Linked DNA regions of Homo sapiens: region 2 is linked to region 1. A link is a loop called in an ENCODE intact Hi-C map of the cell type or tissue named here. Cell type or tissue: heart left ventricle. All regions are shown on one strand. Links, peaks and the distances in the headings refer to the core of each region. The heading gives the core; the rest is flanking DNA.

What was found. Peaks named below come from ENCODE experiments on the same cell type or tissue, not always from the same donor. Only the 100,000 strongest peaks of a DNase experiment are listed, where the experiment ranks them.
Region 2: it touches region 1 in a loop (2.7-fold over the local background); 11 of 110 quality-filtered maps call a loop at or near these places.

What each region holds. Positions count from the first base shown.
Region 1 is chr19:54,911,853-54,927,717 of GRCh38, reverse strand. It overlaps NLRP7 (NLR family pyrin domain containing 7), which reads left to right. Exons shown (of 11, transcript NM_001127255.2): 10 at 1-113; 11 at 3,846-4,203. The coding sequence ends at 3,978. It overlaps NCR1 (natural cytotoxicity triggering receptor 1), which reads right to left. Exons shown (of 7, transcript NM_004829.7): 6 at 15,500-15,550; 7 at 14,645-15,028. The coding sequence ends at 14,847. Among named protein-coding and RNA genes, the nearest start is that of NCR1, 14 kb to the right of the region's middle. RefSeq lists enhancers at 6,390-6,889, 6,890-7,391. In heart left ventricle, for the core only: CTCF peaks have their summits at 7,688 and 7,887 (motif pointing right); no DNase peak of the experiment used is centred there; H3K27me3 peaks cover 2,724 bases.
Region 2 is chr19:54,655,345-54,671,209 of GRCh38, reverse strand. It overlaps LILRB4 (leukocyte immunoglobulin like receptor B4), which reads right to left and starts at 8,225. Exons shown (of 12, transcript NM_001278426.4): 1 at 8,143-8,225; 2 at 7,643-7,678; 3 at 7,172-7,456; 4 at 6,725-7,024; 5 at 6,361-6,411; 6 at 6,030-6,080; 7 at 5,279-5,395; 8 at 4,895-4,970; 9 at 4,774-4,811; 10 at 4,461-4,513; 11 at 3,417-3,575; 12 at 2,492-3,337. The coding sequence starts at 8,176. The coding sequence ends at 3,191. In heart left ventricle, for the core only: no CTCF peak of the experiment used is centred there; DNase peaks (open chromatin) are centred at 6,219, 7,557 and 8,269; H3K4me3 peaks cover 301 bases.

The DNA.
Region 1 (15,865 bases), core at 3,924-11,923:
AGCAATCAGAAGCTTGAAACTCTGGACCTGGGCCAGAATCATTTGTGGAAGAGTGGCATAATTAAGCTCTTTGGGGTTCTAAGACAAAGAACTGGATCCTTGAAGATACTCAGGTATGGGTTTTTTGTTTTGTTTTGTTTTGTTTTTTGTTTTTGTTTTTTTGAGATGGAGTCGTGCTCTGTCATTCAGGCTGGAGTGCAGTGGCGCAATCTTGGCTCACCGCAACCTCTGCCTCTCAGGTTCAAGCAATTCTCCTGCCTCAGCCTCATGAGTAGCTGGGCCTAGAGGCATGCCAACATGTCCAGCTAATTTTTTTCTTTTTCTTTTTTTTTTTTTGAGACGGAGTTTTGTTCTTGTAGCCCAGGCTGGAGTGCAGTGGTGCGATCTTGGCTCACTGCAACCCCCACCTCCTGGGTTCAAGCGATTCTCCCACCTTGGCCTCCCAAGTAGCTGGAATTACAGATGCCTGCCACCATGCCTGGCTAATTTTTTAGTAGAGAGGGGTTTCACCATGTTGGCCAGGCTAGTCTTGAACTCCTGACCTCAGGTGAGCCACCTGCCTCGGCCTCCCAAAGTGGTGGGATTACAGAGGTGAGCCATTGCACCCGGCCTTTTTGGTTTTTGCTTTTTGGGATGGAGTCTCACTGTTGCCCAGGCTGGAGTGCAGTGGCGCGATCTTGACTCACTGCAGCCTCCTTCTCACAGGTTGAAGCGATTTTCCTGCCTCAACCTCCTGAGTAGCTGGGATTACAGGTACACACCACCACAGCTGGCTAATTTTTTTTTTTTTTTTTTTTTTTTAAAGACAGAGTCTCTCTCTGTCCCCCAGGCTGGAGTGCAGTGGCGCTATCTCGGCTCAGTGCAACCTCTGCCTCCTGGGTTCAAGTGATTCTCCTGCCTCAGCCTCCTGAGTAGCTAGGATTACAGTCGCTCGCCACCACACCCAGCTAATTTTTGTATTTTTAGTAGAGATGGGGTTTTGCCATGTTGGCCAGGCTGGTCTCGAGCTCCTGACCTCAGGTGATCTTCTCGCCTTGGCCTCCCAAAGTGCTGGGATTACAGGCATGAGCCACTGCACCTGGCCAATTTTTGTAGTTTTTAGTAGAGATGGGGTTTCACCATGTTGGTCAGGTTGGTCTCAAACTCCCAACCTCAGGTGATCCACCTGCCTCAGCCTCTCAAAGTGCCGGGATTACAGGCGTGAGCCACTGTGCTCGGCCCTGGGATGGCTGTTTCACATGGTGAATTTCCCATGCAGAGAAGAGTTTTTTTGGGAGTGTGTGTACTCTTTGTAGGGATCAACTTAAGGCATCTTTCTATAGCACACTCCTAGCTTAGGAGATAATTTAAAAATTAGATACTTTTCTAAAATGCTCTGTGAATTGAATATTGTCCAACTTTCCCCCAAAACACTTAGTCCTAGGCATACTGAGAGTTTAAATCATCCTGGAGTACAGACTGGAAGCTTGTGTGTATGTGTGTGCATGAGCACACACACACACACACACACACCCCTAATCATTATATCCAAAAATAGGTAGTTCCCAGAGCTGTCCTGGGTCTTAGCTTTTCAGAAGATCGTCCTACAGATGCTCCCTTAGTTGTGACCCGTGTATATCTTTTCAATGACTTATTTGTATTTTTTATTTTTTTTTGAGACGGAGTCTTTTTTTTGAGACGGAGTCTGTCTTTTTTTTTGAATCTGTCTTTTTTTTGAGACAGAGACTCCAGTCTCTGTCGCCCAGGCTGGAGTGAAGCGGTGCGATCTCGGCTCACTGCAAGCTCCACCTCCCGGGTTCACGCCATTCTCCTGCCTCAGCCTCCCGAGCAGCTGGGACTACAGGCGCCCGCCACCACGCCCGGCTAATTTTTTGTATTTTTAGTAGAGATGGGGTTTCACTATGTTGGCCAGGCTGGTCTCGAATTCCTGACCTCAGGTGATCTGCCCACCTCGGCCTCCCAAAGTGCTGGGATTACAGGCGTGAGCCACCGCGCCCGGCCTCAGTGACTTATTTTAACGTAATCTACCTTTAGTTTCTTCTTGCCTTTGTCTTTTCTTTTCTGAGACAACGTTTTGCTCTGCTGCACTGTGTGGCCGTGTTGCCGAGGTTCTCAAACTCCTGGCTTCAAACGATCCTCCTGTCTTGGCCTCACAAAGTACCCGGATTGCAGGCGTGAGCCACTGTGCACAGCCCACTTGTCTTATTCAAGAGTTATTTTAGTTGTAGAGATGATACGCATGTAAACTGCTTCATGATGCCCAGTGTTGCATTATTGGAACGCTAAGCATGTGGGAGTTATTTATATCCTGCTCAAGGTACGATTTTTCACACGTCTGCAGTTCAAATAATTGTAACCTCTGGCATAAATGGGTTAAGGTTTTAGGGGTATATCATGAAACTTGAGCTAAATAGTGTCATGCTTCTCTTGTTGGTGGGACCGAGGTCTGTAATGCCACCAAGGACTATTGGTGACAAATCTCTAGCCCCCTGTGGTCTCTTATGTCATATGTTTGGGGCGTATTTCTTTTCTCATTCCTCAGTTCCTCCTTTGGGAGGCCAAGGTGGGAGGATTGTTTGAGGCCAGGAGTTTGAGACCAGCCTGGGCAACATAGCAAGCCAGTGTCTCCACAATCACCACCCCTCATGTTCACATACACAGGCTTGCATGCTGCAGCCACGTTAGAGCCAAGTTTGCTATCATTAACCCTGGGGTTCACTCTGGCATTCTCTTAGTTCTACTGAAGGTTTGATTTGCCACTATTTTTTATTTATTTATTTGGAGGCAGAGTCTCGCTCTGTCACCCGGGCTGCAGTACAGTGGTGCGGTATTGGCTCACTGCAACATCTGCCTCCCAGGTTCAAAGCGATTCTCCTGTCTCAGCCTCCTGAGTAGCTGGTATTACAGTTGTCTGCCACCATGCCCAGCTAATTTTTGTATTTTTAGTAGAGACGGGGTTTCACTATGTTGGCCAGGCTGGTCTCGAATTCCTGACCTCAGGTGATCTGCCCGCCTCGGCCTCCCAAAGTGCTGGAATTATAGGCGTGAGTCACCGTGCACCAGCCTGATTATCTATTTTTTAAATTTATTTTTTAAAGGCATGTTTTACTCTGTTACCAGGCTGGAGTGCAGTAGGGCAATCTCTAGCTCGTTGCAACCTCCGCCTCCTGGGCTCAAGTGATCCTCTTGCCTCCGCCTCCCGAGTAGCTGGGACTATAGGCGTGCACCACCATTCCTGGCTAACTTTTTCTATTTTTGGTAGAGACAGGGTTTCACCGTGTTGCCCAGGCTGGCCTTGAACTGCGGAGCTCAAGCAATCTGCCTGCCTTGGCCTCCCAAAGTGCTGGGACTACAGGTGCGAGACACCGTGCCTGGCCATAATCTTTTTTTTCTTAGACTTATAAGGATCCCCATTGTGTGGGTCTAAATTTCTTTTTAGAAAACTTTTCTGACTGGGTGCTGTGGCTCACATCTGTAATCCCATGGCTTTGGGAGGCCGAGGTGGATGGATCACTTGAGGCCAGAAGTTCGAGACCAGCCTGGCTAACATGTCGAAACCCCATCTCTACTGTAAATACAAAACTTAGCCAAGCGTGGTGGTGCACACCTGTAATCACAGTTACTCAGGAGCCTGAGGCATGAGAATTGCTTGAACTTGGGAGCTGGAGGTTGCAGAGAGCCAAGATGGCACCACTGTACCCCAGCCTGGGCAACAGAGCAAGACCCTGTCCCCCAGAAAATCCCAAAAACGTTTCCTGCTTTGAGTGTTTGAAAACAGATATTCAGGCATCCTGGGTAGTTGAGAATGAATTTCTGGGAACATTTGTGTTCTCTGATCCCTCCAGGTTGAAGACCTATGAAACTAATTTGGAAATCAAGAAGCTGTTGGAGGAAGTGAAAGAAAAGAATCCCAAGCTGACTATTGATTGCAATGCTTCCGGGGCAACGGCACCTCCGTGCTGTGACTTTTTTTGCTGAGCAGCCTGGGATCGCTCTACGAATTACACAGGAAGCGGGATTCGGGTCTCTAAGATGTCTTATGAATGCAGGTCAGAGGGTCACATGTTAACACTAGAGTCTGTCGAGAGGTAGGATTTGACACTGGTTTTCTCACTATTTTTGGGAGATTCTGCACGAGTCACGCACCCCCTTCACATGACGCTATGTACTTTCTCACAGGGATAATAAAGTTAGAGCACTCTCGTTGCAGCTGCGTTTATTGACATGCTCAGGAGCAAACCTGCAATAAACATGGTACTCTGTGCTTTGTCTAGGAGGAAGTATTGCTAAGAAGTTCAGGGATGATTCGGTTGATTCTTCTATTTCTTTTCTTCCCTAACTCAGGCGCCATGTGGTCTACTATCTGCCAGGTGCATCTATGTGATCAGTGTGTCTTTGTGACTTATGTGATCATAACTTATGTGATCAACCCACGCATTGACAAACGGGCCAGATAGTTCATATGCTTGGCACTGTGGGCCCCGCGGTCTCTCATCAGCTCTCAGCTGTGCCTTTGGACATGGAAGCAGCGCAGGGCCTGGCTGGCACCTGCGGAGGCTTCCCAGAAACAGCTCGTGGGCCATGGGCAGCCAGCCCTGTTCTAATCTATCCTGTTACTCACAAAGCACAAGCTTACAGTCACTGTTGCCTTTAATTCAGAAGATGGCCCTGCCTCACGCTGGTTCTGCTCGGCTCCCACGGGCCGCCTCCTACTCTCTGTGTGTGTGTGTATGTGTCTCTCTCTCTCTCTGTCTCTGTGTGTCTCTCTTTGTTTCTCTGTGTCTGTCTTTTTGTCTCTCTGTCTCTGTGTCTGTTTCTGTGTGTGTGTCTCTGTGTCTGTCTGTGTTTCTCTGTGTGTGTCTCTGTCGCTGGGCGTTTCTATCTCTGTCTTTGTATGTGTCTCTCTGTTCTTTCGTTTTTTTTTTTTGTTTTTTTTTTTGAGACGGAGTTTCACTCTTGTCGCCCATGCTGGAGTGCAATGGCGTGATCTCAGCTCACTGCAACCGCGCCTCCCAGGTTCAAGTGATTCTCCTGCCTCAGCCTTCCGAGTAGCCGGAATTACAGCCCTGTGCCACCATGCCTGGCTAATTTTTTGTATTCTTACTAGAGACGGGGTTTCACAATGTTGGCCAGGCTGTTCTCGGACTCCTGACCTCAGGTGATCTACCCGCCTCAGCCTCCCAGAGTGGTGGGATTACAGGCGTGAGCCACCGAGCCCAGCCTGTCTGTCTGTTTCTGTGTGAGTCTGTGTGGCTGTCTCTGGGAGTCTCTGTGTATGTCTCTGTCTCTCTCGCCTCCCCGTTTCTCTCGGCTTCCCATTGCCATGGCAAACACAGCTTTTCCACACCCTGTATTTGGTCATTCATAGAAAATGCATAGAAGTCACTCCGCAATTTTCCTTAAGAATGAAAAGTTGTCACCATGATGTTAGCACTGGCTTCCAGGCGCTGCCAAAAGGGACTGACCCCTCTCCTCACTTGGCTCTCCACGCTTGCGGTAGGTGATGAGACTATTTTAATAAGAGCAGCCAGGCGCTGTGGCTCACACCTGTAATCCCAGCACTTTGGGAGGCCGAGGCGGGCGGATCACCTGAGGTCAGGAGTTCGAGACCAGCCTCAACATGGAGAAACCCCGTCTCTACTAAAAATACAAAATTAGCCGGGTGGGGTGGTGTATGCCTGTAATCCCAGCTACTCGGGAGGCTGAGGCAGGAGAATCGCTTGAACCCGGGAGGCGGAGTTTGCGGTGAGCTGAGATTGTGCCACTGCACTCCAGCCTGGGCAATAAGAGCAAAACTCTTGTCTCGAAAAAAAAAAAATAAGAGCATTGATATGGGGAAAGTTGTCATGGTCCCAGGCACAAAAACACGGGCATATGGCTAATGCTTTAGGTTGAAAGCTTGTATGACAAAGTTTTCTTTTCTTTTTTTTTTTTTTTTTTTTTTTGAGATGGAGTCTTGCCTCTGTCGCCCAGGCTGGAGTGCAGTGGTGCGATCTTGGCTCACTACAACCTCTGCCTCCTGGGTTCAAGTGAGTCTTCTGTCCCAGCCTCCGGAGTAGCTGAGACTAGAGGTGTGCGTCACCATGCCTGGCTAATTTTTGTATTTTTAGTAAAGACGAGGTTTCACCATGTTAGCCAGGCTGGTCTTGAACTCCTGACCTCAGGTGATCTGCCCGCCTTGGCCTCCCAAAGTGCTGGGATGACAGGCGTGAGCCACTGTGCCTGGCCTGACAAAGTTCTTTTTACTAACCCAAACCTGGAGGTTGAGTGGCTTCAGCACTGAATGATCCCATGAAGGCCCTCATTTATCTTGCTGTTGAGCATTGCTGTCTTTCGTGAGCCCTTGTCAAGATAAGTCTTCTCAAATGCTCGAGATCACTGTGGTGTTTAAGGCTACAGTCAGCTGGTAGTAATGCAGGCTGTGGGTGGTAACAGTGTTTAGCGGGATACAGCTCACACCGATGGGAAGGGTGGTAGAGACAGCGTGAATAAAGGAAGTGGTCAGGTGATGAGAGGTAGGGCTGAGTCAACATTTAGGGTTCTACATGCACATGAAGTTCCCGTGTAGAATTTGCTAAAAATAAAGACACAAAGATAGTAGGTAGAGGCTGGGAGTGAAAACATCTGGGTCGGACTCTGCTGCATATTTAATTGAAGTTTTTTTCCCCTAAATATTTTATCTACTTAAAAATTTTGATTTTGTTTAAGATAGTAGTCTTTTTTTTGGTGGGGTGGTGGGGCGGACAGAGTCTCACTTGGTTGCCTAGGCTGGAGTGCAGTGGCGTGATTTCACCATGTTGGCCAGGCTAGTCTCAAACTCCTGACCTCAGGTGAGCCACCCGCCTCGGCCTCCCAAAGTGCTGGCATGACAGGCGTGAGCCACCGTGCCCAGCCAAGATGGTGGTGGTGCTGTGTTGCCCACAGCCGGGTTGGAGTGCAATGGTGCGATCTTAGCTCACTGCAGCCTTAAACTCAAGGAATCCTCCCACCTGAGCCTCCTGAGCTGGGATTACAGGTGCATGCCAAACATGCTTGGCTAATTTTAAAATATTTTATAGAGATGGAGTCTTGCTGTATTGACCAGGCTTGTCTTGAACTGCTGGCCTCCAGTTATCCCCTTGCCTTCGCTTCCCAAAGTGCTGGGATTACACGCGTGAGCTGCCACACTGGGCTCTTACCCACTTACCAGTAATAAACACAGAACTCCTAAAGTGCTGTGATTACGGCGCCTGACCAGCCTTAATTACCTCTGAAAAGCCCTGTGTCCAAATAGAGTCACATCTGGGGTAGGGCTTGTACATGACGTTTGGTGGGACCAATTCAGTCCGTAGCAAGGACTGTCCTGTGTATCACGTGATGTATAGCAGCACCCCTGGACTTGGATGAGCCTGAGCCTGCCCCCACTGCAACTCGTGACAACCAAAAAACCTCTCGGGATGTGGCCAGATACCCCCATGGGGACAAAATCACCCCCAGTTAAGAATGGCTGGCTCAGCCATTCACAATTGCAAAGATGTGGAACCAACCGAAGTGCCCATTGAATAATGAGTGGATTGTGGGCGGCAAGGCACCCAGGCACCGAGGCAAGAGACAGAGGACACGAGCTGTTCCAGTATAATAAAATATAAAACAAGAATTGTTATACCAGATATAGATCTTAGATATGATTATATATGAGTATCATTAATCATTAGCCGGTAGCAATTACTTTTTATTCCAATATTATAATAATCCTCACTCTATAATCATAGCCTAGGAAAAACCAGGCCATACAGAGATAGGAGCTGAGGGGACATAGTGAGGTGTGACCAGAAGACAAGAGTGCGAGCCTTCTGTTATGCCCGGACAGGGCCACCAGAGGGCTCCTTGGTCTAGCGGTGACGCCAGCGTCTGGGAAGACACCCGTCACCAAGCGGATCATGGTCCAGCGGTAGCAAAAGGTGTCAATTAACAACACCCGCTACTTAGCAGACCGGGAAAGGGGCAGCGGGTGGGGGGGGGGGTCTCCCTTTCCCCGGGGGAGTTTAGAGAAGACTCTGCTCCTCCACCTCTTGTGGAGGGCCTGACATCAGTCAGGCTCGCCCGCAGTTATCCGGAGGCCTAACCGTCTCCCTGTGATGCTGTGCTTCGGTGGTCACGCTCCTAGTCCGCCTTCATGTTCCATCCTGTACACCTGGCTCTGCCTTCTAGATAGCAGTAGTAAATTAGGGAAAGTACTAATAGTCCCTGATATGCAGAAATAATGGCGTAAGCTGTCTTTCTCTCTGTCTCCTCTCCCTCTCTGCCTCGGCTGCCAGGCAGGGAAGGGCCCCCTGTCCAGTGGACACGTGACCCACGTGACCTTACCTATCATTGGAGGTGACTCACACTCTTTACCCTGCCCCTTCTGCCTTGTATCCAATAAATAACAGCGCAGCCAGACATTCGGGGCCACTACCGGTCTCCGCGCATTGGTGGTAGTGGTCCCCCGGGCCCAGCTGCCTTTTCTCTTGTCTCTTTGTCTTGTGTCTTTATTTCTACACTCTCTCGTCGCCGCACACAGGGAGAGACCCACCGACCCTGTGGGGCTGGTCCCTACAGTGGATAAAGAAAACGTGGTGTCTATGTACCATGGAATACTATTCAGCCATTAGAAGGAATGAAATAATGTCATTTCCAGCAATTTGGATGGAGCTGGAGGCCATTATTCTAACAGGAGTAGAATCCATATGTTCTCACTTTTTTTTTTTTTTTTTAAGACAGTTTTGCTCTTGTTGCCCAGGCTAGAGTGCAATGGTGTGATCTTGGCTCACCGCAACCTCCGCCTCCTGGGTTCAAGCGATTCTCCAACCTCAGCCTCCCTAGTAGCTGGGATTATAGGCACGTGCCACCACACCCAGCTATGTATTTTTCTATTTTTAGTAGAGATGGGGTTTCACCATGTTGGCCAGACTGGTCTTGAACTCCTGGCCTCAGGCGATACACCTGCCTCAGCACCCCCAAAGTGATGGGATTACAGGCGTGAGCCACCGCCACCGTGCCTGGCTCTGTATGTTCTCAGTGGGAGCTAAGCTGTTGGTACACAAAGGCAGAGTGATGTAATGGGCTTCAGAGTCTCAGAAGGGGGAGGGCAGAAGGGAGGCCACAGATAAAAAACTACACATTAGGCCAGTGTGGTCGCTCACGCCTGTAATCTCATCACTTTGGGAGACCCAGGCGGGCCGATCACTTGAGGCCAGGAGTTCGAGACCATCCTGACCAAGATGGTGAAACCCTGTCTTTACTTACTAAAAGTACAAAAAATTAGCCAGGCATGGTAGTGGGTGTCTGTAATGCCAGCACTTTGGGAGGCCAAGGTGGGAGAATCGCTTGAACCCGGGAGGCGGAGGTTGTTGCAGTGAGCTGAGGCCACGACACTGCACTCCAGCCTGGGTAACAGAGCGAGACTTGGTCTCTAAATAAATAAAATAAAGGGCTCAGACTCTATCTCAAAAAATAAATGAATAAGGCCGGGTGCGGTGGCTTACACCTGTAATCCCAGCACTTTGAGAGGCCGAGGCGGGAGGATCACGAGGTCAGATCGAGACCATCCTGGCTAACATGGTGAAACCCCGTCTCTACTAAAAATACAAAAAATTAGCCGGGCTAGGTGGCGGGCGCCTGTAGTCCCAGGAGAATGGTGTGATCCCGGGAGGCGGAGCTTGCAGTGAGCAGAGATCGCGCCACTGCAGTCCAGCCTGGGCGACAGAGCAAGACTCTGTCTCAAGAAAAATAAATGAATAAAAACAATAAGAAAGAAAAATAGCCACGTCTTACGTAGGCTGAGACTGGAGAGTTTCCGTGGACTCGTAACCCTGCCTTTGTCCCTGCACTGAAGGGTGTAAGGTGGTTGCTTTCTGCATGAGCCAGTGTTTCTCAGCCTTGGTGCTGCTGCCATCTGGGGCTGCCCTGGGCATTGTAGGAAGCTGAGCAGCACCCCTGGACCCTACCTACCAGATGCCAGTAGAACCCCTCCCCAAGTCATGACAATTAAAAATTACCATGGGCATTGCCAAATGTCCCCTGGAGTGGAGAGCAAAATCACCCAGCAGAGAACTGCTAGGCTAGAGAGGTGCAGGATCCTAGGCTGGGTGCGGGGGCCTGTAATCCTCGCACTTTGGGAGGCCAAGGTGGGCGGATCACATGAGGTCGGGAGTTCAAGACCAACCTGGCTAACATGGTAAAACCCCCATCTCCACTAAAAATACAAAAATTAGCCAGGCGTGGCGGCACATGCCTGTAGTCCCAGCTCCTTGGGGGGCTGAGGCAGGAGAATCGCTAGACCCCAGCAGGCAGAGGTTGCAGTGAGCCAAGATGGCACCACTGCATTCCATCCTGGGCGACAGAGCAAGACTGTAGTTTTTTTGTTTTTGTTTTTGTTTTTTTTTGAGGAGTCACAGTCTGTCACTCAGGCTGGAGTGCAGTGGCGCAATCTCGACTCACTGCAACCTCTGCCTCCCGGGTTTGAACGATTCTCCTGCCTCAGCCTCCCGAGTAGCTGGGATTGGCTCTGGTGGTGGAGGTGCCTGCAAACCTGTTGGTACTGTAACCGTCAGAAAACGAGTAGCAAGAAGTGTCCGAGAAAGCCAGAGAAGTGAGTCCTTCGAGGAGGAAGTGGTCAACGTGTCAAATACAACTGTGGGGGAGCAATAATGAGAAGGGCTGAAAAGGGTCACTGCATGTTCCAGGAAGGAAGCTCATTAGTGTTGGTCACACAGACAGCTTCAGAGGAAGTGTGGGGAGAGAAGCCAGTTTCTAGCGGGTGGGGAGCACAGGTGAGAAGTCAGAACAAAGGCCACCAGTGTGGGTTATGTCTTAGGGAGCGTGGGTCTTCTGGCTGGGCGCGGTGGCTCAGTAATCCCAGCGACTCTGGAGGCTGAGGCAGGAGAATCGCTTGAACCCGGAAAGCGGAGGTTGCAGTGATCCGAGATTGCAGCACTGCACTCCAGCCTGGGTGTGCAGAGCGAGACTCAAAAAAAAAAAAAAAAAAAAAAAAATAGAACAGTTGATCTCCTAGAAGTGAGAGTAGGTGGAGGTTATCAGGGGCTGGGGGTGGTAGGAGAGGAAGATGTTGGTCAAAAAGCACAAGTAGCTGGGTGTGGTGGCTCACGTCTGTAATCCCAGCACTTTGGGAGGCCAAGGCGGGTGGATCACCTGAGACCAGGAGTTTGAGACCAACATGGAGAAACCCCGTCTCTACTAAAAATACAAAAATTAGCCGGGCGTGGTGGCACGCACTTGTAGTCCCAGCTACTCGGGAGGCTGAGGCAGGAGAATCGCTTGAACCCGGGAGGCGGAGGTTGCAGAGTCAAGATCGCGCCACTGCACTCCAGCCTGGGTGACAGAGCAGGACTTCGTCTCAAAAAAAAAAAAAAAAAAAAAGCACAATATTCAGTTATAAGATGAGTTAGTTCTGGGGGTCTGATATATGGGATGGCGATTATGGTTAACACAAGCAGCTTTTAAATGTCTTTACCCCTGCTCCCCGTTACCAGCCAAAGCTGTGAAGTTCCAGGCCCTTGGTGTTTCGAACAAAGAATTGGGTGTGATACACACACATAGCAAAGCGGCATAAGTTTATTAAGCATAGGATTACACTCTTGGAGAGGGGAGAGCAGGCGGACCTCTGCGAAATGAGATCGGCATCAGCTCGCTGTACTTTGGGTCTTTTTTTTTTTTTTTCTTATTAGGAATATACAACCATTTATTCACTGTTCACTAGTATTTACAATAAAGTGAACAAAATACAGTTCAATAACATTCAGATTACCACAAAGTTGTGTTTCCTGGCTTTTACTGAACCAGTAAAGCAGATACTGAAAAGACTGAGCCTATGTGGTTTTTTTTTTTTTTTTTTTGAGATGGAGTCTCGCTCTGTCGCCCAGGCTGGAGTGCAGTGGCACGATTTTGGCTCACCGCAACCTCCGCCTCCCAGGTTCAAGCGATTCTCCTGCCTCAGCCTTCTGAGTAGCTAGGATTACAGGTGCCTACATGTAAGGAATGAGTTGGGGTAAAGAAAAAATACGCGAGTCAGCAGTTTATTTATTTTGAGAGGGAGTCTCGCTCTGTTACCAGGCTGGAGTGCAGTGGTGCAATCTCGGCTTACCACAACCTCTGCCTCCCGGGTTCAAGTGATTCTGCTGCCTCAGCCTCCCGAGTAGCTGAGATTACGGGTGCAAGCCACTGCGCCTGGCTAATATTTTGTATTTTTTAGTAGAGATGGGGTTTTACCGTGTTGGCCAGGCTGCTATTTAATGGAAAAATCAGATTTAGAGAATAAATTTGACCGGCATGAGGCACCAGAATAATGGGAGGGCGTGAGGACCCATGCGATGAGTATATAAATGGGTTGATAAGTAGAAGTTCTCAGGGAGGAAAGCGATGGTGGTGTCCAGACAGCATTTCAAGACCCCTAGTGAGAAGTCTCAAGTTGCAGGCTGTGCCACAGCCCCGTATATACATTCACTCATTTGATATATATTTCCCGAGAACCCCGTTATAGTTGCGGGAGCTGTGAATGCAGCCACTAAATCTGACATAGATCAATTCACACGAGTTCACGGTAGAGGCAGGAAAATGGACATGCATGCCGAATCAGGGTTCAAGTGCTGTTACAGGGAATTAACAGGTGCTTTGGGATGAGGAAAGTGTTGTCTTGGCTGGGCGCAGTGGCTCACGCCTGTAATCCTAGCACTTTGAGAGGCCAAGGCGGGGGGATCACCTGAACTCAGGAGTTTGAGACCACCCAGGGCAACATGATGAAACCCTACCTCTACTAAAGATGCAAAAAAAATTAACCGGGTGTGGTGGCGCGCGCCTCTAGTCCCAGCTACTTGGGAGGCTGAGGAAGGAGAATCGCTTGAGCCCCAGAGGCGAAGGTTGCAGTGAGCTGAGATTGTGCCACTGCACGCCAGCTTGGGCTACAGAGTGAGACTGTCTCAAAAAAAAAAAAAAAAGTGCTATCTTTGTGAAGTCGGAGTTGTGGAAACTCTTGGAGGAAATGATATCTCTGCAGAGCCCTGAAGAACAAGGCAAGGTGTGGATAAAGAAGCAAAGATGGTGGCCGGGTACGGTGACTCACACCTGTAATTCCAGCACTTTGGGAGGCCGAGGCTGGTGGATCACCTGAGGTCAGGAGTTCAAGACCAGTCTGGCCAACATTGTGAAACCCCATTTCTACTAAAAATACAAAAATTAGCCGGGCGTGGTGGTGCATGCCTATAATCCCAGCTATTCAGGAGGCTGAGGCAGGAGAATCATTTGAACCCTGGAGGTGGAGGTGGCAGTGAGCCAAGATTGCACCACTGCATTCCAGCCTGGGTGACAAAAGTGAAACTCGGGGGAAGGGATAGCATTAGGAGATATACCTAATGTTAAATGACGAGTTAGTGGGTGCAGCACACCAACATGGCACATGTATACATATGTAACTAACCTGCACGTTGTGCACATGTACCCTAAAACTTACATTAAAAAAAAAAAAAGTGAAATTCTGTCCCAACAAAACAAACAAAAAAAAAGAAAAAAAAAAAAAAGGAAGAGAAGATGGAATAATTCTGTGGTTAGAAGGAATTGGGGTATGGTTGGGATGCAGCCAGGAGTCACTTATTTTTTTTTTTTCTTTTTTTTTTTGAGACAGAATCTTGCTCTGTCACGTAGGCTGGAGTGCAGTGGTGCGATCTTGGCTCCCTGCAGCCTCCGCCTCCCGGGTTCAAGCTATTCTCCTGCCTCAGCCTCCTGAGTAGCTGGGATTACAAGCACACGCCACCATACCTGGCTAATTTTTATATTTTTAGTAGAGATGTGGTTTCACCATGTTGGCCAGGCTGCTCTCGAACTCCTGACCTCAGGTGATCCTCCCACCTTGGCCTCCCAAAGTGCTGGGATTACAGGCATGAGCCACCGTGCCTGGCCGAGTTTTTGTATTTTTAGTAGAGATGGGGTTTCATCATGTTGGCCAGGCTGGTCTCGAACTCCTGACCTCAGGTGATCTGCCCGCCTCAGCCTCCCAAAGTGTTGGGATTACAGGTGTGAGCCACCGTGCCTGGCAGGATTCACTTATAAAGCTGCTTCTCTACAACTGGTTGTTGCCACAATGCCTCCTGAACCATTTGATACAGACCTATTCTATATTGGTTATTAACTATTTTGAATGGCTTCCTGCAGAGAAAGGAAAGAAAAAAAGACCAAAGTAGGAAAAAAATATTTCCATGGCCATCCTGTTAAAGAAGGAGAGATCTTTTCAGAAAAGACCAGAGTGGTTAAAAGTATGGTTTGCAGTAAGTGGTACAAAAATAGTTAGAGCCTAGAAGAGACCATAGGATTTGTCTACAGAAGAAATTCAGTGGCTGGGCGCAGCGGCTTATGCCTGTAATCCCAGCCCTTTGGGAGGCCAAGGCGGGGAGATCACTTGAGGTCAGGAGTTCGAGACCAGCCAACAGGGAGAAACCCCGTCTCCACTAAAAATACAAAATTAGCTGGGGTGGTGGCACATGCCTGTAATCCCAGCTACTCAGGAGGCTGAGGCAGGAGAATCACTTGAACCCGAGGGATGGAGAGCTAGAGGTTGCAGTGAGCCAAGATCGCGCCATTGCACTCCAGCCTGGGCAACAAGAGAAAACTCTGTCTCAAAAAAAAAAAAAAAGAAATTTAGCATGTAGTTCTCCCACCCTCTGCATCGTCCGGGATGCTCTGACAAATGGAATGCCAGTGTCCCTCTTTCCCTGCAGTGACTCCCTCCTCCGTGGGTCCAACACAGAGCTCACGCCGCCCAGGCTCAACACCAGCTTTCAGATCCACCCATGGCCACTGTGTCTCATGGTCATTCTTCAAAGAGTCTGTGTGTTCAGCCTTCTCCTGCCTTCCCAAGTGGAAGCTCTGCTGGCTCGCTCTCTAGTCCTCTTCCTGCTGAGCCAGTCTTCAACCAGGAACCACACTAGAGCCACCAGGACTAGAAAGGCCAGGCCCATCCGAAGGAGATTCTGGGCAGTGTGATCCCAGAGGGCATGGTCTGTAGGCAGGAGAACAGGGTGATCGCTGACAGGGATGTAAGGACACCCTCTTTTTTTTTTTTTTTTTTTTTTTTTTTTTTTTTTTTTTTGAGACAGAGCCTCAGTCTTGTCGCCCAGGCTGGAGTGCAATGGCACGATCTCGGCTCACTGCAACCTCCACTTCCTGGGTTCAAGCTATTCTCCTGTCTCAGCCTCCCAAGTAGCTGGGACTACAGGCACACGCCACCACGCCTGGCTAATTTTTTTGTATTTTTAGTAGAGATGGGATTTCGCCATGTTGGCCAGACTGGTCTTGAACTCCCGACCTCAGATGATCTGCCCGCCTCGGCCTCCCAAAGGGCTGAGATTACAGGTGTGAGCTACTGCGCCTGGCCAAGGACACCCTCTTGTTCCCATTTAGATTCCCTTCCTAGGTCTACTCTATGCCCAGCCCCTTCCTTCAGAGCCTATGGCCCCAGCTGTCTACTTACCTTTCTGGAGTCCCGTCTCTGTGGTTAAAAGGTAGGTGCCCCAAGTGTCTGCTGATGATAAGGGAAGTGAAGAAAAGAGGATGGTTTTGACCTCCTCCACCCCAGCACTCCTTCCCTTGGGTCTACCCCATGACGTTCTGCAGCTTTACAAGGTCCCACCTCACCCTGCGGGTCCCAGGAGCTTCATCCAGCAGGTAAAGTGGAAGGGTCCACAGATGGACGAACCTGACGAGGAATTCCATTCTAGCACTTGTGAGCATGTGTCTTTGCACCAGTCATGTCTTCTATTTTTTTTTTTTTTGAGATAGAGTCTCACTGTGTTCCAGCCTCTGGAGTAGCTGGGACTACAGGCACACACCACATACC
Region 2 (15,865 bases), core at 3,727-11,726, 260 kb after region 1:
CACTGTGCATAGTGCAGAAATGCAGGGAAATAGGGGAAGAAAACATAACTCCTCCACTGACCCTGGGTCGTGGGTATTCTTTCTACCAAACAATTCTCTGCTTGGGCTTCCCTTTTTTTGTTACTATTTTCTAACAGTCTCCTCCACATCTCCCTGGATACAGCACTTGATTCATTTCTGCCTCCTCAGTGCCCCTTGTCTAGTTCTCAGAACCTTCCTCCTCCTCTTTCCATGGTCCTGCCCTGAAGCCTTAGGGACATTGGGTGGGTTAGCACTCCAACTTTGAAAGGAAAGCTAATCTTTATTTAAATAATCATCTGTCATCCACTGTCTGTGGCCAGGACTTAGCAGCAAATACATCTGGTGCCTTCCTCAGTTGGACCCTTTCCAATGAGGCTGACTGAGGGCTGAGCACACAAGTGCATGAGAAGTGCTAATAGTTCAGCCAGAGTGCAATTAGAACCTGCCCTTTCTGTAGGAGGAGGATGGAAGAATCCTTGCTCAAAAGTATATGCTCTCACTTCTTCTATTCAGCATAGTAATAGAAGTCCTAGACACAGCAATTAGGCAATAAAAATACACAAAAGCACCCAAATCAGATAAAAAGTGATATTGTCTCTGTTTGCTGACATGATTTTATATATAAAAATCTCTAAAGACTCAACCAAACAACTTTTAGAACTGATCCACGAATTTAGTAGAGTTGCAGGATACAAAATCAACATGCAGAAATTGGTAGCATCTCTATATACTAAAAACAAACTATCCAGAAAGAAATCGAAAGAAAAATTACACTTATAATAGCTAAAAAATTACTTAGAATTAAATTTAACCAAGGAGGTTTAATATCTCTGCACTAAAATCTTTATAACATTGATGAATGAAATTGAACAAGACGCATATAAATGGGAAGGTAGCTTATGTTCATGGTCTGCAAGAATTAACATTGTTAAAATGTTCGTATAACAATGAGAACACATGGACACAGGGAGGGGAACAACACACACTGGGGCTTGTAGTGGGAGGGCGGATGATGAAGGGAGGGAGAGCATCAGGAAAAAGAGCTAATGCATGCTGGGCTTAATAACTAGGTAATGGGTTGATAGGTGCAGCAAACCACCATGGCACAAGCCTACCTATGTAACAAAGCTGCAGGTCCTGTACATGTGCCCTGGAACTTTAAAAAAAAGTTCATACCTGCAGACTCAATGCAATTCCTAACAAAATTCCAAGGTCGTTTTCCACAGAAATAGAAAAACAATCCTAAAATTTGAATGGGACTACAAAAGGACCCCAAATAGCCAAAACAATCTTGAGCAAAGGGAAGAAGGGGATATCACACTATGGAATCCCCAAATATCCTACAAAGCTACAGCCAGGAAGACATCATGGAACTGGAATAGAAACAGGTACAGTGATCAGTGCAACAGGGATGAAAGCAAAGAAGGAAACACACATATTTATGGTGAATTGATCCTCAACAAAGTTTCCAAGAACAAGAGAGGGCAGTCCTTTTGAATAAATGGTCCTAGGAGAACTGAGTCTCCATGGAGTGTGGAGGTCTGGGTCCTCCCTGGGCTAGTGGATGGCCAGAGCAGTATACACACTCGGCTCAGCTGAACGTCCCCTTTCCTGGGAGGAAGAAGGCTTCATTATTTTCTGTTTGAGGGTAAGCTGTGCAGCTGGGCATAGGACACATCCTGGGGATATTCATATGAAGAAGAATGAAATTGAACCCTTATCCCATATACAAAAATGGGTGGGAGAAAAGCTTCAAGACGTTGGTCCGGGCAAGGTTTTTTTGGATATGGCCCTGAAAACACAAGCAACAAAAGCAAAAATAGACAAAAGGTGTGGCTTCTAAACAGCTTCTGCAAACAGAATGAAGAGACAACTCAGAAATGGGAGAAAATAGTTGCAAGCTGTATACCTGATAAAGGGTTAATATGCAAAAATATGTAAGGAACTAAAACAAAGCAACAGCAAGAAACCAAAAACTACTTGAAACATGGGCAAAGTAGCTGAACAGGCATTTCTCAAAAGAAGACATACAAATGGTCAGCAGCTATATGAAAAGGTGCTCAGACAAAAGCTTTGTCTATTGAGATGATAATTTTTCATTCCTTTTGTTAAAATACTGAATTACATTGATTGAGTTTTTGAAAATTAAGCTATCCTTGCTTTTCATAAACAAAATCAAAGGATAACAAAAAACCAGTGTGGTCATGATATACTGTCTATTTTATAGAGACATGAATCTTACTTGTTAATATTTGTTAAGGGATTTATATTTCTGTGAGAGATCTTCTATGACTTTCCCATTCTGTAGTTTCCTTTTCAGGTTTTGGTATCAACTTGTTCCTAGTCTGATCAAATGTATTTGTGTAAATATATACAAAATATTCTCAGGGAAAATTTATGCAAGTTTGTGTGTGTGTGTGTCTGTGTGTTTCATGAGTGCATAAGAGTTTGAAAAAACCACCAACAAACCTTGCTGAAGTGGCATTTACTTTGTGGGAACATTTTTGATTACAGGATCAATGCATTTTATATATGTTTATGTATGATGATTCAGTTTTTCTATTTATCCTTATGTTCATTAAGTAAACTGTAATTTTTCGTATTTCATCTATCTCATCTACATTTTCTGTTATGTCAGCATAGAATTGCTGACAGTTTTCTTTCACCTCTGTAAAGCTGTGTGTAGGGTCTGTAGTGCTGCCTCCTATTTTGTTCCTGTATGGAAATGGATGCCTGCTCTTTTTTCATTTTTATTTTTCTCATTGTGGCCAAGATTCATGTATCATTAATGTTTTCAAGAATAAACATTTTGACTTTATTAATTTTTCTCTATTTTTTGTTTGTCCTCATTAGAAGCTCCCATTTTCCCATGTCATTGGTTTGATGTGTAATATTTACATGATCATTCAATTTAAAACATTGTCTGACTTCTGTTTTGTTTTATCAGTTAACTCATTGTGAATTGAGAGGTCTGCTACTTTATTTTGATAATGCAGGGATATTATTTATCTTTGCAGAATCAGGTGACTCCCAACGTTCCCGGAATCTTCTAGTGGTCTGTGTCAGGGGTCTGGGCTGGCTGGGGTTCAGTGATGTCTACTGGAGGCAGCTTCCATGCCTTCTGGGGTCCTGAGTCTCCATGGCTTGTGGGGTCTGGGTCCCCCCTGGATTAGTGGATGGCCAGAGTGGCATAGACACTGGGCTCAGCTGGAGAGGCCCCTTCCTGGGATGGAGGAGGCTCAGTTGCCTTCTGTCTGAGGGTAAAGCTGTGCAGCCGGGCGTAGGTCACATCCTGGGGGGCTTCAGATGCAGCAGCCTGCAGCGGGGGAGAGTGAGAGGGAAGGAACGTGGTGGGGGTGGGGGAGGCCTGGGGGCCTGGAGAGGAAAGGACTCACCTCAGTGTCCATCTGTCTGTCCTCTTCTGCCTGTCTGTCCTTTGTGTCCAGGAATTCCCCAGACAGTGGGGAGGGAGGAGAGGCCATTTCTCTCCTAGGTCTGGAGTGTTTCACCTTGGCATACGTCACTGCCTGGGGGTCTTCATCGTGTGGGCTCTGCTGGAGAGAGACAGTGGTGGGGGGTGTCCTTGAATCCTCCTGACTCCCTGGAGTCAATTTTCCCCACTGTTCCCAGGGTGATCCGATTACATCCCTTTCCTGACGGAATCTCAGGGATGCCCTAAGGCCGTGGAGGGTCTGGCCGCTCCCTCCCTGTGGTTCTGGTCTCTGCTCCTCACTCTGACCTTGCCCATTTGGCTGCAGCCTCACGCGGCCTTCCTGCAAGAGCTCGCTGCTGCCTCGGGGCCTTTGCACGGCTGTTTCCTCTGCCTGCAGGGGCTCGTCCATTAGAGGATCACGTGGCCCTCTCCGTCCAGGCTTCTCAGATGACAGCTGAGCAGACAGCCCTCCCTTTCCATTCAGACTGGCCCCACTGCCCCACACTCTCTGCCCTTTACCTGGTTTATGTTCCTTACAGCACGTTGCACTCCTGGACACGATGCATTTATTTGCATTTTGTCTCCCACCACGAGGTGAGCTCAGGAGGCGGGGGCGGCTTTGCTCCCTGCTGTGTCTGCAGCTCCCATGGGGAGCCCCATCCACAGTGAGCTCCCTGGGAACACTCACTAGATGAATGAATGAAGGGGAGCCCAGGGGACTGGAGTGGTTCATTTATTCGTCATCCTCCTGAGGCCTGGGGAGCTCTCTAACAACCAGATGGCCAAACAGAGGATGAGGAGCAGGAAGGGGACCCGGGAGGAGGCCCATGAGGTCCCAGGACAGCAGGAGAGAGTGAGGTCCCAGCAGGCAGGAGGCAGCGTGCTGGACAAGGAGGGGTCCACCGTGACGATGCTGAGAGCCGGGGGAAGGAGGACAGAGAAGTCCTGCAGGATTAGATCTGGCACCAGGAGGCCTTTGGTGCCGGGGACAGGGGCGGGTTCTCACCCGAGTGTCCATTTCCACCCCGTCCTCAGGCTGTGTGTTCTTCACGGCAGCACCTGCTGGGGTAGAGCAAGGGGTTCATCTCCTGGGAAGGTTCCCTGGGACCTCTCATTCCTGCTGGTCCCTGCCCTGTTCCCATTAGTGCCACTGCAACGCAGGGAGGGGCTGTGATGTCCCCGAGGTCCCACAATGTGGGTTCAGACCACTTCTCCCTGAGTCCCTGACCAATCCTAGCCTGTGCTCCTGCCCCCATTGCTATTGAAATTTTGGGACCCCCAGCTCCACCCCAGGTGCACCTTCTCTGCCTCTCACTCACAGAAGTTTTCTCCCTGGACGTCAGCAGCTGGGCTGGACCTGGGGGAGGATACGGGAGTGTAAGGGGACAGTGAGGTGGCTGTTGGGATGGGTGGGAGTCTGAGGTCTTTGGGCAGAATTACCTCCTCTGTAGGCCCCCGTCCTTGGGCTCTGGCTCGGCAGCCCCTGGAGGACGTTGGAAATCAGCCTGTCTCTGGGCTGGGGGAAGATGGACAGAGTCTCAGCTCTGGGAACGTTAGAACCACCTGCCTTGCACATGCAAGTCAAGAGGAAAGGAAACCTGAAAATACACTTGCAAGGATGTTTTAAATACTTTCTAAGTTTAGAAAAACCGAAAGAATAAAGCACTTCCATTACTCCCTCATTCATTTTCTTCTTTCTAGATTTTCTCACTGGGAATTTCTGGAGCAGAGTTTCTAAGATGACCTCTCCTATCTGGAGTCCCTTTGGCTGGTGCCCTGAGCCCACCCTCCATCAGCCCACGGGTCCCCCAATTTCCTACTTACCCAATGTCCTGTGTTTTCCCTGACGCCAGTGTTGGAGGAGGAGGAAGAGGAGGAGGGAGAGAAGCAGGATGGAGACCACCAAGACCCCGATCAGTACCTCCCAGTGCCTTCTCAGACCTTGGGCGTGATGACATCAGGAATGGGGATGATGTCATTGATGTGCACACCTACTGTGTGTGCACCTACTGTGTGTGCTGGGTCTTTCTTTCATTACCTCCAACCCTCACAGCAGTTGTGCAACCTGAGATTGCCACCCTCTCTCCACCCATTTCACAGATGCACAAACTGAGGCTCAGAGAGGGGAATCGCCTGCCCCAGACCCCTCCAGCCAGGAAGCGGCAGAGCTGGGAAGGAAACCCGGGAGTCTGAGCTGCAGCCCTTGTTCCTGCACCAGAGCCAAGCCCCAGAGTTGCAGGGAAAGAGCCTGACTGTCTTGAACCACCGCCCTGCTCCCCTCCCCTGCCCCAGGTCACCGTCTCTGCTGCAGGTGGGACCGGACAGGCCCCTGCGGAATCGGGTCTGGGAGGTTCCCTGGGAGGCCTCCTCTCCCAGGAGGGCACAGCTGGGAGTCAGAGCTGAAAGGAACTTTCCCACCCGCAGGCCTCTCTCCTTTACACTTGGAGAAACTGAGGCCCATGCAGGGGAGGGGCCTGTCCACATCACCACCTCCAGAGGAGCCTTAACCTAGGACAGAACCCACCCTTGGCTCCCCTAGACCCTGCCCACCTCCCACTCAGAGCCCCTCACTCACCACTGTGGGGGACTGACCCTGTAGGCATGAGGGGCTGGTCCTCAGGGCCTGCTGGGTTAGAACAGGGATGTGAGGGCTGGGGCTGCCCTGCTCCCCACATCAGCTCGGCTTCTCCCCGCAACATCTCCTTCAGCCTTGACCCCCTCACCCCTCACCAGCCCAGCCTCAGGGCCTTGGGAGCCTGTGGTGCCTCCCAAGTCGCTGCCCGACTCCCACACCCGTGGAAGCAAGCCCAGCTGAGAATTGGAACGAGGACTTAGATCCACTGAGCATGTCTTGAGACAGGCCTCGGGCTTTGGAAACTCTCTGGACAGAGGCCTCTGAGACTCACCAGCTGTTGAGACGGACCTTGTGGGTGAGGGCCTGGGACCCTCCAAGGATCCTGGGTAGAAGGACAAGAGGAGGGTGAGAGTCTGGGGTTGCCCTTGGGTCTCCACATCAAATTGAACCTCTCCCTATATCTGCCCTGCAGCTTCCCAAGGACCATTTCTCTGTCCACCTGGCACCTTCTGGACCCTAGGTGAGGGAGAAGAGCATGGGCATGCCTGGGAGGGCCCCTGTTGTCCTCCTCCCCTCTGAGGGCTGAGTCCCCCACTGGCTGAGCCCCTCTCCCTCCATCCCTGCCCAGAGCTCTCCTGGCAGCAGGGCATGAACGGAGCCACTGAGCTCAGAGAGGACAGGGTCAGGAGCCTCACCTGAGACTATGAGCTCCAGGGGGTCACTGGGGTGTGACAGCAGGTAGTGGGAGAAGCCGTGTGAGCTGAAGCACCTGTAGGTCCCCCCGTGCACTGAGGTCACAGGACTCATGGGGAATTCAGCCTGGTGCTGCTGAGCTCCGTGCTCTGATCTCAGATGCAGTAGGGGATGGGCTGCCCGCTCCTTGATCAGAAGAAAAGTGTCCATTGGGCTCCGTGACTGACACAGCAGGGTCACGCTCTTTCCTGAGGTCACAAGAGGACTCGGCAGGGCTGAAAGGGTGGGTTTACTGTAGGCTCCTAGGAGAGAAGGAGGCACCGTGTTAAATGGGGCTCCCACCTCCCACATCATCCCCAGGGCTGGGCTGTGAGAGGGAGATGCCCCTGAGAGCTGACCCCCTTCCTGAGGGCAGAGCCTGGGGCTGGGACCCCTGAGTGTCCTCTCACCTGTCATCACCAGCTCCAGGGGGTCACTGGGCTGTGACCAGCCTACAGGGCTGCGATAGTAACAGCGGTATCTCCCTGCATAGTCCTCTGTCATGGATGGGATGGAGAATCTGGCCTTGTTCTTGGGCTCCAGTGGGTTCTGTCTGTCCCAGGGTGCTGGGCTTTCCTCTTTATCCAGACGGTACTCCCGAGCCTCCAGGGTCCCCTGACACCAGATGGTCACAGAGTTCCCCCAGCTGATCACAGAGCCTGGCTCAGCCCAGAGGGTGGGTTTGGGGAGGGGCCCTGGAAGAAAATCAGAGGCTGGATCCCAAGACCTTCCTCAGCCCTCAGATCCCAGCTCTCAGCCCCAGGACCCCCCCGTCATCCTCATCAGTCACCCAGAACTGCTGTCTCCTCCCCCAGCTGCCCATGGGTGGCCCCTTGTCCCAGTGAGGAGGAGGGACCTGGGACAGCTGGGGACAGACTCACCTGCCTGCATGTGGGTCCTGGGGCCCAGACTCAGCCCTGGAAGAGAGTTCCCTGTGAGGGATTTGCCCCGGAAGCCTGAGCAGGTCCTCTCTTTACCCTGAGATTTTTTTTTTTTTTTTTTTTTGAGACGGAGTCTCGCTGTCACCCAGGCTGGAGTGCGGTGGTGCGATCTTGGCTCACTGCAAGCTCCGCCTCCCGGGTTCACGCCATTCTCCTGCCTCAGCCTCCCGAGTGGCTGGGACCACAGGCGCCTGCAACCACCCCCGGCTAATTTTTTGTATTTTTAGTAGAGACAGGGTTTCACCGTGTTAGCCAGGATGGTCTCGATCTCCTGACCTCGTGATCCGCCCGCCTCGGCCTCCCAAAGTGCTGGGATTACAGGCGTGAGCCACCGCGCCCGGCTACCCTGAGATTTTTGAGTCTCCTAAAGAACCAGGGCCTGGCTGTGAGGCAAATTTCCTCCAAGACTCGGGTCTCCCCTCCCCCTCTTTAAATCTCACCGAGGCAGAGCAGAGCCGTGAAGGTGGGGATCATGGCGTCTCCTCCCAGGGGCCCCAGCTGTGCAGATGGATGAGTCCTCAGTGCCGGCAGGACAAAGAGACACACAGGGTGTGGCCGCTTGGAGGCTGGGTCCTTCTCGTCATGGGGTTGTTCCATCAGCAGCCCACAGGAAGGGAAACTGCCCTCATTTGAACCCCAGCCTGGCTTTCATTTCCCCAGAGCTAGGGCTGAGGCAGGCACCAGGTTCTCTGCAGACATTTCAGACAGAAATGGGGTCTCTCTGATCCCAGCCTGCTGTCTGCCTGGTCTTAATTCCTCTCTTGACCAAACATCAACCCGTATGTATCGTGTGTTTGCAAAGCGCCTGACACTGGGGGTACATCATTGAACAAGTGAAAAAAAAAAAAAACCAAAAACCTGCATTTTCAGGGTACAGATGAACCATAAAGCTTCCTTTTGCTGCCATAACAAATCACCACAAGCTTAGTGGCTTCACATAATGTAGGTTTATTGACTTACCGTCCCGGAGGTCACAAGTCCAAAATGGGTCTCCCTGGGCTAAAATGAAGCTGCTATCAGAGCCGTGTCCTCCTGGAGGCTCCAAGGAGAATCTGTTCCCTCGCCTGTTCAAGCCTCTGCAGGCTCCCGCATTCCTGCCTCTCCATTCCCTCCAACCTCAAAGCCACCAGTCCCGTTATCTGCCCCCTGCTTCCATGCACTCACCTCCTTCTCTCACTCTGACCCTCCTGTCTTCCTCTTTCACTTACTCAGCCCCTTGTGATTACATCAGGCCCACCTGGGTAATCTCCCCAACCCAAGATCCTTGACTTAATCACATCTGCAAAGTCCCTTTTGCCACATAAGCTTCCCCAACTCACAGGGTCTGGGCCTCAGGAGGTGGACATCTCTGGGAGGTCACTATTCTGCCTCCCACAGGCCTTCAGGGACTCCTTTAACCAAATCTCACATAGAGCACTTCTCTGCGATGACGGAGAGTGGCTGGGCACGCCAGTCGAATGCTTGGTGGGCCAGTACGCAGCCAGGTCATGGTCGGCTACTCATGTCCCATGGGACCTGCCCACTTGAGGCCAAACATTCCATCTCCACCAGAGCCCGGTAGACATCTAAAAACTGTGTCGCAAAACAAAACTCATTCTCTGCAGCGCTAGCACGATGTAGCTCCAAAATATATATATATATTTTTTCTTTTCTGAGATGCAGTCTCACTCTGTCGCCCAGGCTAGAGTGCTGTGGTGTGATCTCAGCTCACTGCAACCTCCGCCTCCTGGGTTCAGGAGACTCTCCTGCTTTAGCCTCCTGTGTAGCTGGGATTACAGGCACCCGCCACCACTCACAGCTAATTTTTGTATTTTTAATAGAGATGGGGTTTCACCATGTTGGCCAGGCCGGTCTCGAACTCCTGACCTCTGGTGATCCGCCCATCTCAGCCTCTCAAAGTTGCTGGGGTTACAGGCATGAGCCACCACGCCCAGCCAAGCATAGATTTTAAATGTTTTCACAGATGTTAGTATGCGGAGTGATGGACATGTTAACTGTCTTGATTCCATCATTCCACAGTGTATACATTTATAACACATTGTACCCCATAAATATATATAGTTGGTGAATTAAATATTTAGTAAAATTATTTTGAAAAGGAAAAAAGCCATAAATACATAACAAGCAAGCAAAAAGGCCAGATAGCTTCAACCCTTAGATCACTGCCTGTGTAAAACACTTCAGGTGGCCAGCTCTCAATAATCATCCATTTGAGTGGGCACGTCCTGCAATGATCTGGAATTGTAGTCTGTCCTAGATGGTGACTAACCATTTTCTGTCTCTGTTCTTCTTAAAAGGATGAGAGGACCTTCTAACTTTAGAACTGAAACATAGGGTGGGAGGGGAAAGAGGAAGCAGAAAAAACAAACCCCAAATTAATTGTATCTAACGGTCAGGAAGGCAAAGAAGGAGAGGCTTGCAGGAGGCTGAAAGTCAAAGTGCCGGGAAACGCATGAACACCACTGCCCTCAGGTTTCCAAGCACCTGCTTTTAGTACCTCATTCCGTATCCTTTTGGGTCACTCTCAGAATCACGGGACAGTATCTCATTTCGAGGATTTCCATGTGTCTCTCCACATTTGTGTGTAAGGACCTTATTGGAAGCTATTTCAGCCAAAGCTTGATGCGTCTGACAGTGGCTGGGGAAAAAGAAACTCCCAGAAATGGGGGCTAGAAAGCCATACACATATTGGCGAGTATCTCCTGTTTTGGCGGGAAGTTCTGGATGATGGTCTGCACATTATCAGAGATCCTGGTGTGGACCTGTCCATATTACCTGCTGTAGTGGTGTCCGCAATGCATGCTGATTTCAGGAATTCCTCTCCTTCTCTCTTTCATAAGGGAACCCTATTCCCTTAAACTTGGTTCCCAAATCAGTTACCTGCGCTCATATCCTTGTCTTAAGTCCTGCTTTCAGAGTAACCTGTGCTAGGCAAGGACTGGGAAATGCCAGGAGGTTTTTCGATGTCATCACCCCTTTTCTAACCGCTCAACATGCCTTGCCTTTACCAGTCCTGGACTTCTTGTATTTTGCTTCTTTTTTTTTTTTTTTTTTGTGACAGGGTGACACTCTGTCATCCAGGCTGGAGTGCAGTGGTGCAATCTTGGCTTACTGCAACCTCGGCCTCCTGGGTTCAAACAATTCTCCTAACTCAGCCTCCCGAGTAGCTGAGAGCTGAGATTACAGGCAGCTGCCACCACACCCGGCTAACTTTTGTATTTTTAGTAGAGATGGGGTTTCACCATGTTGGCCAGGCTGGTTTCGAACTCCTGACCTCAGGTGATCTGCCCGCCTTGGCCTCCCAAAGTGCTGGGATTACAGGCGTGAGCCACCGCGCCCGGCCTCATTTTGCTTTTGTATTCGTGCACTCACCACTCAGTAAATCTTATCCATCCTCACTTAAGAAACATTTAAACATGTCAACCTGTGGCCATCCCAGGACACAAGAGATAAAGGCGAGCAAAGCAGATATACTGGATTCACAGTAACCCAGACTTCATTTCAAATTACCTCCCCTCCTAGAAAATCTAGCATCCTAGCAAAAATTAAGTTGATAAAATCACTACGCAAAAAGTTTAGAGATAGGACCAGTCCCGGGAAGGAAAGATTTAACGCAATAGGACAGGATAAAAGAAATACCCACTGGGTCCTGCACTCACCACCTGGGTGCAATAGTTCCATGTAGCAAACCTGAGCATGTATCCTCGTATCTAAAATAAAAGTTGAAGTTCAAAAAATAAAGAAGAAAAACAGAAAGCAATTGAGATGGAGGGTGGTGAAGAAGCTGAAGGAGAGGTCAGATGGTGATGATGAATTGGTATTATCTGAATGAAGGGATGCCTGGAGGTGGAGAGAGAAGCATTGCAGGAGGTCCTGGTCATAGGTATTCAAACGGGTGGATCCTAAAGCCTTACAAGAAGTAAAAAGACCACAAGAGTCGTTCATTCATTTCCAAGTATATTTCACTCTAGAGTCAAGCTTTTGTGAGATACTGAAAACAGGACCTAGTTGGAATGAATCATAAATTTCCATCTTAACTTGGGGTCACGGGTGTTCTGTGATTCATAAGAACCCATGTTTCATTGTTTCGTTTTCTTTTTTTTTATTATTATACTTCAAGTTCTGGGATACATGTGCAGAACGTGCAGGTTTGTTACATAGGTATACACGTGCCATGGTATTTTGCTGCACCCATCAACCTGTTGTCTATATTAGGTATTTCTTCTAATGCTATCCCTCCCCCAGCCCCCCAGCCCGTGACAGGTGCCGGTGTGTGATTTTCCCCTCTTCGTGTCCATGTGTTCTCATTGCTCAACTCCCACCTATGAGTGAGGACACGTGATGTTTGGTTTTCTGTTCTCGTGTTAGTTTGCAGAGAATGATGGTTTTCAGCTTCATCTGTGTCCCTGCAAAGGACATGAACTCATCCTTTTTTGTGGCTGCATAGTATTCCATGGTGTATATGTGCCACATTTTCTTTATCCAGTCTATCATTGATGGGCATTTGGGTTGGCGTATTTGATTTTATCCAGGGTTCTACAGATGCCAAGGAAGGGGTGCAGCTCTACTTAAGTTTACCTCTTGGTCTCTCCTTGGGACCTCCTCTGACTGTGCCATGCCTGAAACACCAACCCCTCTGTCACCACCAGGATCAATTGCAACTGCTCCATGCACATGAGACTACTGCATAGTCTGGGAGCAGTTGGCCTGGGGACAGTGGGATTGGAAGACCATGGAGGGTAGGAGAGCTCGCAGTCCACACAGCAGCCAGAAGGGAGGATATTTCAACATTCTCAAATCAATAGATATGATATCTCATGTCAACAGAAGGAAGAACAAAAAACATATAATCATGGGCAGGCGCGGTGGTTCATGCCTGCAATCCCAGCACTTTGGGAGATTGAGATGGGTGGATCACTTGAGGTCAGGAGATCGAGATCAGCCTGGCCAACATGATGAAACCCCATCTCTCTCAAAAATGCAAAATATTAACTGGGTGTGGTGGTGTGCACCGGTAGTCCAGCTACTCGGGAGGCTGAGACAGGAGAATCTCTTGAACCCAGGAGGTGGAAGTTGCAGTGAGCCAAGATCGCGCCACTGCACTCCTGCCTGGGTGAAGGAGAGACCCTCTGTCTAAAAAAAAAAAAAAAAATTATATGATCATCACAATAGATGTTAAAAAAACATTTGACAAAATTCAACATCCCTTCATCATTAAAACTATCAACAAATTAGGCCTAGAAGAAACACACCTCAACAAAAAATCCCCAGATAATTCCATTAACAAGTATGCAAAGCATCTGAATAGTTGCTTCTCAAAAGAAAATGTACAGATGGCCAACAGCTATATAAAACACTAATCATCGGCCAAGCGCGGTGGCTCACACCTGTAATCCCAGCACTTTGGGAGGCCAAAGCAGGTGGATCACTTGAACCCAGGAGTTTGAGACCAGCCTGGGCAACATGGTGAAACCTCATCTCTACCAAAAATACAAAAAAAGAAAAAAAAACAGCTGGGCGTGGTGGCATACACCTGTAGTCCCATCTACTGAGGAGGCTGAGGCAGGAGGCTCACTTGAACCCAGTAGGCAGAGGTTGCAGTGAGCCAAGATCACACTACTGCACTCCAATCTGGGTGACAGAGCGAGACTTCATCTCAAAACACAAACAAACAAACAAAAACCCACAATCATCACTGGCATCAAATCGAAACTACAATGAGTATCATCTTATTTCAGTTAAAATGTCTATTATCAAAGAAACATATAAAAACATGCTGGGCTGGGCACAGTGGTTCACGCCTGTAATCTCAGCACTTTGGGAGGCCGAGGCAGGCGGATCACGAGGTCAGGAGTTTGAGACCAGCCTGGCCAACATGTTGAAACCCCGTCTCTACTAAAAAGACAAAAATTAGCCGGGCGTGGTGGCGCCCGCCTGTAATCAGGAGGCTCCTGCTACTCGGGAGGCTGAGGGAAGAGAATCGCTTGCACCCAGGAGCTGGAGGTTGCAGTGAGCTGAGATGGCACCACTGCACTCCAGCCTGGGCGACAGAGTGAGACTCCATCTAAACAAACAAACAAATAAATAAATAGATCAATAAAATAAAATAAAAACATGCTGGTGAGGATGTGCTGACAAAATAACTCTTAGACACTGTTGGTGGGAATATAAATTAGTACAGCCATTATGGAAAACATGGAGATTCCGGCCGGGCGCGGTGGCTCACACCTGTAATCCCAGCACTTTGGGAGGCCGAGGCGGGCGGATCACGAGGTCAGGAGATCAAGACCATCCTGGCCAACAGGGTGAAACCCTGTCTCTACTAAAAATACAAAAAATTAGCCAGGCGAGGTGGCAGGCACCTGTAGTCCCAGCTACTCGGGAGGCTGAGGCAGGAGAATGGTGTGAACCCCGAGGGGCAGAGCCTACAGTGAGCCGAGATCACGCCACTGCACTCCAGCCTGGGCGACAGTGAGACTCTGTCTCAAAAAAAGAAAAAAAAAAAAAACACGGAGATTCCTCAAGATACTGAAACTGCAATTATCGTAAAATCCAGTGAGTTCACTACTGAATATTCATGCAAAGGAAAAAAATCTCAGGACATCACAAGAGTCCCTGCACCCGTGTGTTTATTGCAGCACTCTTCACAAGTCAGCATACGGAATCAACCTAAGTGTCCATCAGTGGATAAAAGGGTAAAGAAAATGTGGTATGTATACACAATGGAAGAGGGGTCATCCATAAAAAAGAATGAAATCCTGACATTTACAGCAACATAGTTGGAACTGGAGGTCATTATGGTCAGTGAAATAAGCCAGGAACAGAAAGACAAATCTCGAATGTTCTCACTCATACGTGGGAGCTAAAGAAGTGGATTCCTAAACAGAGAGAGTAGACTGGTTGGCCAGGTGTGGTGGCTTGTGCCTGTAATCCCAGTGATTTGGGAGGCCAAGGCAGGTGGTTCACTTGAGGTCAGGAGTTCCAGACCAGCCTGGCCAATGTGGCAAAACCCCTTCTCTACGAAACATACAAAAATTAGTTGGGCGTGGTGGTGTGCACTGTGGTCCTAGCTACTCGGGAGTCTGAGGCAGGAGGATCGCTTGAGCCCTGGAGGGTTGAGGCTGCAGTGAGCCATGATTGTGTCACTGCATTCCAGCTTGGGCAACAGAGCAATACCTTGTCTCAAAAGAAAAAAAAAAGGCCGGGCGTGGTGGCTCATGCCTGTAATCCCAGCACTTTGGGAGGCTGAGGCGGGTGGATCACTTGAGGTCAAGAGTTCGAGACCATCCTGGCCAACATGGTGAAACCCTGTCTTTAGCCTGGCGTGGTGGCATGCATCTGTAATCCCAGCTACTCAGGAGGCTGAGGCAGGCGAATCTCTTGAACCCAGGAGGCAAAGGTTGCAGTGAGCCAAGATCACGCCACTGCATTCCATCCTGGGTGACACAGCAAGACTCTGTCTCAAAAAAAAAAAATGTGTAGACTGGTGGTTACTAGAGCTGGAAAGGGTGGGAGATAAGGAGATGTTAGTTACGGAGTATAGAAATACAGCTGGATAGGAGAAATAACTGAGTATTTGACAGTACAGTAGGGGAAGTATAGTTAACAATAATATATTGTGTATTTCAAAACAACTAGAATAAAAGAATTGTAATGCTCCCCAACAAAAAGAAAAGATAAATATTTGAGGTGATGGATATTCTAATTACCCTGATTTTATTATTACCCATTGCATACAAGTATCAAAATATCATAAGTACCCCAAACCTATATACAACTATTATATATGGATAAAAATAAATAAATGGAACTCTGGCACCAACTTTAAGGCATAACGTGTACAAATCCAGGGGATCTATTTAGGGCACTGGTTGTCCTGAGTGTGCTAATTTGATTGTGGCAATCATTACACAATGTATACGTATATCAAATCATCATGTTGTACACCTCAATATATACAATCTTGGTTGATTAAATCATTTTAAGGATAAAAAAGGATTTTTTAAAAAGATAAAAAGGAAAACACTGAACTTCTCTGTGGCTCTCCTTTTTCCCTGCTCAGCTTTGAATAACTGTGAAGGCAAAGACTGGATGCAGGTGACCTGTGCACCCTAGGACCTGGCGTGGGATTGCCAGACTTTAGGTCTTTAGGATTATTTGTTG